3 separate regions of the Homo sapiens genome follow, and regions 2 and 3 are each linked to region 1. Evidence: chromatin loops called from intact Hi-C (ENCODE). Cell type or tissue: heart right ventricle. All regions are shown on one strand. Region 1 overlaps LOC101928354 (a long non-coding RNA gene). Region 2 overlaps LOC101928354 (a long non-coding RNA gene). Region 3 overlaps LOC105374942 (a long non-coding RNA gene).

Region 1 (2,500 bases):
GGGATATTTGGCAATGTACCTTCAAAGCCAAATGAAGGTTGCCAATAAGAAGTGCTTCAGGACCTCAGCAGAGGAAGGAAACACCCAGGGCAGGATTTGTAGAGGATTGTTGAGGGGGAATAGGTCTTAAGACAAGGGAAAGGAAGGGGGAGAGGCAGGAGAAAGGGATGCATGCAGATAAAGGGGGCCTCAGAGCAAAGTTGACTCTAGAAGGGCTCTGGCTATTCGGTGAAGGAGGAGAAGGGTATTATTCAACCAGGAATGGGGCTGAAGACAAGGTGAGAAGGTCTTTAACTGTTGTTCTGGGGAAGGAGTCAGGGAGTGGATGAAGGACAAATACCAGGTTACTAAGTACCTGTCAGGGCCAAGCTGTATTTGGATGGCAGAAGCCACTGGTGGGCCAGGTCTAGGGGTCACAAGCCCTTCTCTAGGTGTGTTTGTAATTCAAGCAGCCAGGATTGGGTGTAGGTGGGGCTGGCTCAAAGAGGGCCTGGGAAGATGAAGTCTTGGTTGCTGATGAAGGCAGCATTTATACAGCTGAATACAAGGTCTGCCAGACTTCAGAGAGGATTCTTGGGAAATTGGAGGAGACCTGCTGTGTTAGGTGTGGAGGTGGAGCTGGTCTCATGCTGATGAAGTCCTGGGAAGACCTTGATTGGCCAACACAGAAATGAGCTGAGGAAAAGAAATAAGGGAAGTTGGAAGGAGAGTATTTGTGAAGAAAGCAGAATATTAAGTATTTTCTTTGATACTTCTTTATATACAGGAAGCTAGGTTGTCAGCAGTAGCAAGAATAACATGACAATGATGAGATAGCTAACTTAGAAGATCTTGGAACAAACCATTTTCCAAATACCTCTGGGTTTTCTTTGTTCTCTATCCAAACTCATTTTATTAAACACCCTTTGTTAATATTCTGATAGATTTTATAGAGGTCAAAAGAGCAGGGATTAGGCTTCGTTTGGAAACTCAGCTCCCTCATTTCCTAACTCATTAAATGAGTCCAAGTAGGAAACAAGTGCAGATATATTTGGAAGATATTAAAGAGACCTTGGGCAAATTACCTAATCTTTCACCCTTGGTTTTCTCATATGATGACAGTGCCTTTCTGATGGAGCCGTTATGAAGGTAAACATTAGGTTCCAACGCATGGGAACTACAGTTGTGTTAAAATGAGAATTTCCCAGGAGTTCGTGTGTTTCATTGTGAGGTGCTATTCAGCTCTGTCTATTTCCCTCACATCTGTCCTTTCTCTTTCTCATCCCCCACTCACTTAGTAAACATGTCTGCTTGGACCAATGATTGGGAGTATGGCGTGCTGAGCCCTGGTAACGGGAAGTAAGCCAGCATTTTCAACAAGTTGCTAATTATACCACTTTTAAACACAATAAGAGAAGAAGGAATGAACCCCATGAGCTGGGGCCACTTGGCAAGTCCCGATGGTCTTCTTAGGCCAGTCAGGATGTTTCTTAGACTCACATCAGCCTTGATGACGATCTCCTCCCACATCGACTGAGTCAGGGGTCGCTGTGTGCTGAGTAATGCAGTCCTTTGCTGGGCGGGAAGTGGGCAGCACTCTGAAGGGACATGAGAGTGGATGACGGTGAAGCTGTGGGAAACTGCGGGGGAGCTGCACACGCCTGATGCCTGTGTCAGAGCCACGCAGTCTCTGAGTCGTGTTCCCAAGCACAACTCACATCTGTGAAGTACATCAGGGAAAATTAAATAAGTCCAAGTAGGAAACAAGTTCAGATATATTTGGAAGATATTAAAAAAAGGAAAAAAAAAATCTCCAAAAGGCCTGATCTCACCTTTCACTTTTTATAGACAACATTTTCCTTCTCTGGTTACATCTTTTCTTGAGGTGTATTAGCAACACTTTGTTCATTTGACAGCCATGATATTTCTTCTTTAGTATTGTATGTAGGGTGAAGTTCAAGTTCCTAGTTGCTCGACAAGTTCCAGTTCCTTGGCATAGGGCATAGAGGTCTGGCCAGGACTTTGTTTTCTCTAATTCAATTTGTCTAAAACACAAGAAAAGACTTTGTGGGCTGAGGCCGAGAAGTCGTGCTTCATATTTGCTTGAATCTTTTGGCCTTACTTCACTGGCAGAGTCTGTGAAAGAACACAGGTTTACTTAAAAAATAATCTTAACTTAAGCCTTTCCATTGTGTGAATTTGACAAAGAAACTCGCCTTATCTGGGTTGTCCCCCATTTCTTTGCTTCTATGAGGAACCCTGGAGACTTCCTGACTTTAAAAAGCAACCAAAAATGAATGTTAAGTTTTGGCATGTAAAAGTTCTTTGGTATACATTTTGCCAGACACGGATGTTGCAAAACTGTTTACTGAGGTATAATTTTGGTGCTTCTATGTAGGAAGGGGAGGAAAAGGGTTATTTATTAAAAGTTCTATATAGGCATCTCTTGCTATTTGACCTCTTGCCATCCAAAGTCTTTCCCTCAGAACTCAGGAGGCAAGTGGATTCAGATAAACTCAGC
Region 2 (2,500 bases), 68 kb after region 1:
GGTGTGCTCCTGTAAAACAGTCAACACAGGCCAGGGACAATTCCACATGCTTTTCACATGTTAATTAATTTCCTGATGAAAGATAAAGCTTCTAGCCAGGAGTCCAGACAGCTGAGTTCTAGTCTAGCTCTGCTCTAAAGAGTCCTGGGAGCCCCTGTGGCCTCAGCTTTTTGACCTGTGAAATGACCGAGTAACAGACCATTTCATAGGTCCCTGAGAGCTCTAGAATCTCACGTCACTCATGACGTATGTTAATATCAGCTGGCCTCGAAAGAGAACCCGAGCCTTGGGGACCCCAATCTTGGATCTACAAGATCTCTCAGACCAGAAGCCCTGGGGGGTAAATCCCTCCATCCAGAATCTTGTCTTTCATCGATTCAGTGTGAACTACTTCTCAAATTTCTACATTTCTGGTCCCCCTTAAACACTGACATTCCAGTCAGTCTGATGTTAAATTCTGCTTTCCCCTTTCCACCTTGTGTTACCTACCACCACAGCCTGGCCCACATTTTTCTACCCCTCCCTCCTTCTGTCATTAACAAAACTCCCCAGACCCTTGCAAAGCCCCTACAGCAGAATTATCCCAAGAGAGAAACAGTGGATTTAATAAGCTTCCCCTTAGATGGCCCCAAATCCCTTCCAGTTGATTAGGGGAAAAAACAACTACACACAGGACAGTTTCCTGATGCGGGAGGTGAGAGAGAGAAAGAATAAAGAAAGTTCCTGAAGTCCTGGGCCTCAGGGACCAAATTAAGAAAGCAGCACCACTTATTCAAAATCAGATGAATGTCAGTGGGATGTTTGTCAAACAAACTTGTCATTATTTGTCACAATTTGAGGAAGTATCAGTCAATAGTCACACTCGAGCGCATAACAGAGTTATTTATAGCTGCCAGTCTAGAGTTTTAACTCATGCAGGGCCAAGGTTCGATGTTATAAACAGCTTTGTTTATAATGACTGCGTGGCTATAAATAGTTTGGTTCCCCGGGTGTCACAGAGCAGCCCCGGGATGGGCTGCCAAAACCAGCGCCAGGAAGCAGGCTGCAGCAGGGAGGTGAATCCTGGTGGTGGTTTTTTTTCTTCTCCGAGTACCCTTTCTGTGAGTCCTTGGCCAGAGTATTTCATGTTGTTCCTCAGTGTCCCTTTTGGAACGGGGAGTCGGGCTCCCTGGTGTTCCTGGGAGATGGTGGAAGTTACTCACTTAATGAATTAACATCTGCCCCAAGATCTGCTGTTGAAAGGGAGCCAGTATGGGGAGCACCGCCTCTTTTGTGCCTATTCACGGACAATGAGCTAATTACAGTCTCTCTCCTGCTGGAGGGTGGAGGGAGATATCCTGTTATTCCAGTGAACAGGCAAAGCTCTAAAGGTTTATTTACAGCTTCAGATTTAATTTGAACGACAGCAGCATCTCTTCTAAAAATACGAGGTTGTCAGAAATTTAGAAATTTACTAGTTTCTTGTGTCAGCAGAACCTTATCTAAGGAGTGGGAAGTTGGGGGATTTGTGGGGAGCAGAAAAGAGGAAGGGGAATATGTATACATAAATTTTACATGTAAAATACATAGGTATGTCAGCTTAAAAACTGATCATTTTACCAATTGGCACAGGGGCAGTATTCTCAACATCTTCCTGACAACCTCCAACCCCACCCTCCAAAAATGCAAATCTATTTGTCATATGGAAATTTCTTGATCGACTCTTTCCATGTCACGCTCAAAATCCTTACAGTCAATTTTAATACTATTAAGCTAAATCTTCTTTTGCTTTCTTTTTTTTTTTTTTTTAAGAAAAGGTGTGGCCATGAAAAAAAATTTATTGGATCTTAATTTGCAAGATTAGTTCTGGTTCATTTTATTGCAGTAATTTAATACTCATAATGATTTTCTGATGCATATGTTTTAGCAGCAAGATCTACTTCCTATTCATTTTTCATTTCAATGCAACTGACGTATATTAGGCAGCATGGTACAGATCTAAGGGAGCAGCACCCCGTGAGAAACTGACATCATTCTGCCATCTTGGCATCCTCCCAGACATGTGTTGAGCCCCAAGAAGCCTGCACCCAGGTATATCCAGGGATTCAGGACCGAAGGTGATAAGCAAGAAATCCTTCTTTAAAAAGGAGTTACCTGTTTTTCATGGATAGGATTATTAACATCATTACCATTATCATCATTACTGCAATTCTGGCTAAGGGAGCTGTGAGTTGCATCCTATTTGAATGTCTCCCACTGGATGGGAAGGAAGCAATGAGGGCCTCCTAAGTAAACCAACAATCACACTGCAGGGAAGGTGAATCATGGACTCCAATACCCAATGCCACAGGACTCTGACCCAGGTACTAGGGAGGGCATCCTGGAGGAGGTGGCCTCCGCATTGAATCCTACAGGAGGTTCCTTAGGGTGGTAATTGTGCCTTTTTGTTTCTGTACAGACACCTGCTGGCATAGTAGGCACATGGTACATCTTTGTAGAGAGAGTTAATGAAGGTGTATTC
Region 3 (2,500 bases), 280 kb after region 1:
GAACCAAAACAGTAACATGGGCCCTGTGCTGATCTGAAAGGTATTTTTATTTAAGGAAAAGACTTGGCTTTTTTCATGTTAAGGTTAAATATTTTCTCTGGGGACTGTGATGAACACCTCCTGAAAAGTAAAAATCTAACGGTGTGTGTGTGTGTGTGTGTGTGTGTGTGTGTGTGTGTAGGTGTGTAGGACGTTTTCTCTAGAATTCTAAAATTTCTTTTCTTAGGTAATAATTTTCACATTTGCTAAGTTCTGAATGAATCTAAACTATTTTGCTTTGAGTTTGTCTTCCTATTACTAATCCATTTTCTGCTCTAGAAGATTTTGAAGATAAGGTAGGTTTTGAACTTAGCCCACTGACTGCCAAGCAATAGTCATTTACATGGAAAGCAAAAAAAAGAAGTTATTGGCATCAGAATTGACTCAGTCATTAAAATATTCCACACCTAGATTTCTCAAAGAACTAAAAACAAAACTACTATGTGACCCAATCTCACTACTGGGGATACACCCAAAGAGAAAGAAGTCATTATATCAAAAAGATGTCTGTACTCAAATGTTTATCACAACGCTGTTCACAATAGCAAAGACATGGAAGCAACTGAAGTGTTCATCAGTGGAGGACTGGATAAAGGAAATGGGATAGACTATTCACCATGGAATACTTGTCCATCCATAGAAAAGAACAAAATCATGTCTTTTGCAGCAGCATGGATGGAACCGGAGGCCATCGTCCTAAGTGAAATAACTCAGAAACAGAAAGTCAAATACCACATGTTCTCACTTATAAGTGAGAGCTAAACAATGAGTACACATGGACATACACAGTGAGTGGAATAATAGACGCTGGAGTCTACAGAAGATGGGAAGGTGGGAGGGGCTTGACAATCGGAAAGTTACCCATTGGGTACCATGTTCTCTATTCGGGTCATAAGTTCACTAAAAGCCCAGACTTTACGTCTATGCAATATATGCCTGTAAGAAATCCACACTTGTACTCCCTAAAGGTATAAAAATTAAAACTAAATAAATAAATAATTAAATAATCCATACCTAAACCATTTGCAGTGGAAGATTTTTGCACAGTTTTATTTTCTCGGGGTCATTTCCTACCCTGAGTTTTGGCCATCTGCATATGGTTATGGAATTACTGTCTCTTAGGATGCTCTTTACTCTTTCCTGAGCTGGTGAAACCTAGGGGAATCACTAGAATAAACTTCACTCTCTATTTATGCGGATTTGCTTCACAGGGAATCCTTTGTATCAACTGAGTCACTGCCATCAAAATATCCATGAGAAGTTCACATAACCTCATTTCCCTCTGTTAATGTTACTGAGTAAAGCACAAGACAGGAATATTCTTAGAGGATATATGGCTTCCTCTTAATCAGAGCTGGCTTAGAGTGGAGAAACAGGGTCCCTGGGGACAAAGCAAGGCACTCATGAACTCTGGCCACTGTAAGACAAACAATGGGGAGACCTTATTCTTAATTTAGATTCTAAGCAAAGGTTTTCCTGGTGACCTAGTTCCTCTGGAGCAATCGCACTGCTCCAGTGATGTTTTAGCGACTTGCCCTGGTACCCTGAGTTCCCACCTTGCCGCTCGTCTCACATTTTCTTTCAGGATATCTGGATTTTTCCTCTGATTTACACATTTCCTCTATAATTCTGCACAATACCAAAAATAAATATAATTTCCTTCCTCTTAAAACTCAATAACCATTAGGCTAGAAGAAGAGGTACCATTTGGCAAAAAAAAAAAAAAAAAACTCTCCATATCACATCCTGCCTAGCGGTAACCTCAAACTTGATCTCACAGTGAGGACAGCCTGATTTTTCTCATGCTTAGGAAATCACCAAGCCATGGTAACACTTTCCTGGATGTAGCTATTGTAGCGTACTGGGGCCCCTGAGCCATGCAGGGTCACACAGTTTGTCTGGGGTGAGAGGTCTCATTCAAAATGCATTACACCAAATTTTCCTTTCAATGAAGTTTTGGCTGTACCACCTCCACTGCCCCACCTGTAAAAAGAGGAAACTTCTCTTATAAGAGAATGAGAAAAGAGGGAAGAAGGAGGAGTGTCCAGATGGATAGAAGGGGAGGGGAAGGTGGTTTCTTTTTTTCTTTTCCTTTTTTTTTTTTTTTTGAGATGGAGTCTCACTCTCTCACTCAGGCTGGACTGCAGTGGTGGTATCACTGCAACCTCCGCCTCCCAGGTTCAAGCGATTCTCTTGCCTCAGCCTCCCAGGTAGCTGGGAACTAAAGGCGCACGCCACCACGCCCAGCTAAGATTTTTGTATTTTTAGTACAGGTGGTGTTTCACCATGTTGGCCAGGCTGGACTTGAACTCCTGACCTCAGGTGATCTGCCCGCCTCGGCCTCCCAAAGTGCTGGGATTACAGGCGTGAGCCACCGCACCCAGCCCCGGAAGGTGGTTCTATAAAGACCTGGCCTTCCTCCGGCTCTCATCTGCCGATAGTCTAGAAGAGCAGATTCTGG

Evidence for each region. Hi-C counts contacts between places; a loop is a spot of excess contacts. Peaks named below come from ENCODE experiments on the same cell type or tissue, not always from the same donor. Only the 100,000 strongest peaks of a DNase experiment are listed, where the experiment ranks them.
Region 2: it touches region 1 in a loop (2.6-fold over the local background); 11 of 110 quality-filtered maps call a loop at or near these places.
Region 3: a loop joins it to region 1, with 2.2 times the contacts of the local background. A loop is called at or near these places in 5 of 110 quality-filtered maps.

The regions. Positions count from the first base shown.
Region 1 is chr6:14,705,638-14,708,137 of GRCh38, reverse strand. The region is part of intron 1 of LOC101928354 (a long non-coding RNA gene); the gene reads left to right. Among named protein-coding and RNA genes, the nearest start is that of LINC01108, 420 kb to the right of the region's middle. RefSeq lists an enhancer at 1,041-2,240. In heart right ventricle, a CTCF peak has its summit at 1,537; a DNase peak (open chromatin) is centred at 1,537; H3K27ac peaks cover 2,382 bases.
Region 2 is chr6:14,637,765-14,640,264 of GRCh38, reverse strand. All of the region lies in intron 2 of LOC101928354 (a long non-coding RNA gene), which reads left to right. Among named protein-coding and RNA genes, the nearest start is that of LINC01108, 350 kb to the right of the region's middle. RefSeq lists a silencer at 1-67 and an enhancer at 1-559. In heart right ventricle, a CTCF peak has its summit at 1,199; a DNase peak (open chromatin) is centred at 1,134; H3K4me3 peaks cover 1,091 bases; H3K27ac peaks cover 2,500 bases.
Region 3 is chr6:14,422,452-14,424,951 of GRCh38, reverse strand. LOC105374942 (a long non-coding RNA gene) reads left to right here. Exons shown (of 6, transcript XR_926510.3): 6 at 1-2,500. Among named protein-coding and RNA genes, the nearest start is that of LINC01108, 140 kb to the right of the region's middle. In heart right ventricle, no CTCF peak of the experiment used is centred here; a DNase peak (open chromatin) is centred at 1,496; H3K27ac peaks cover 1,578 bases.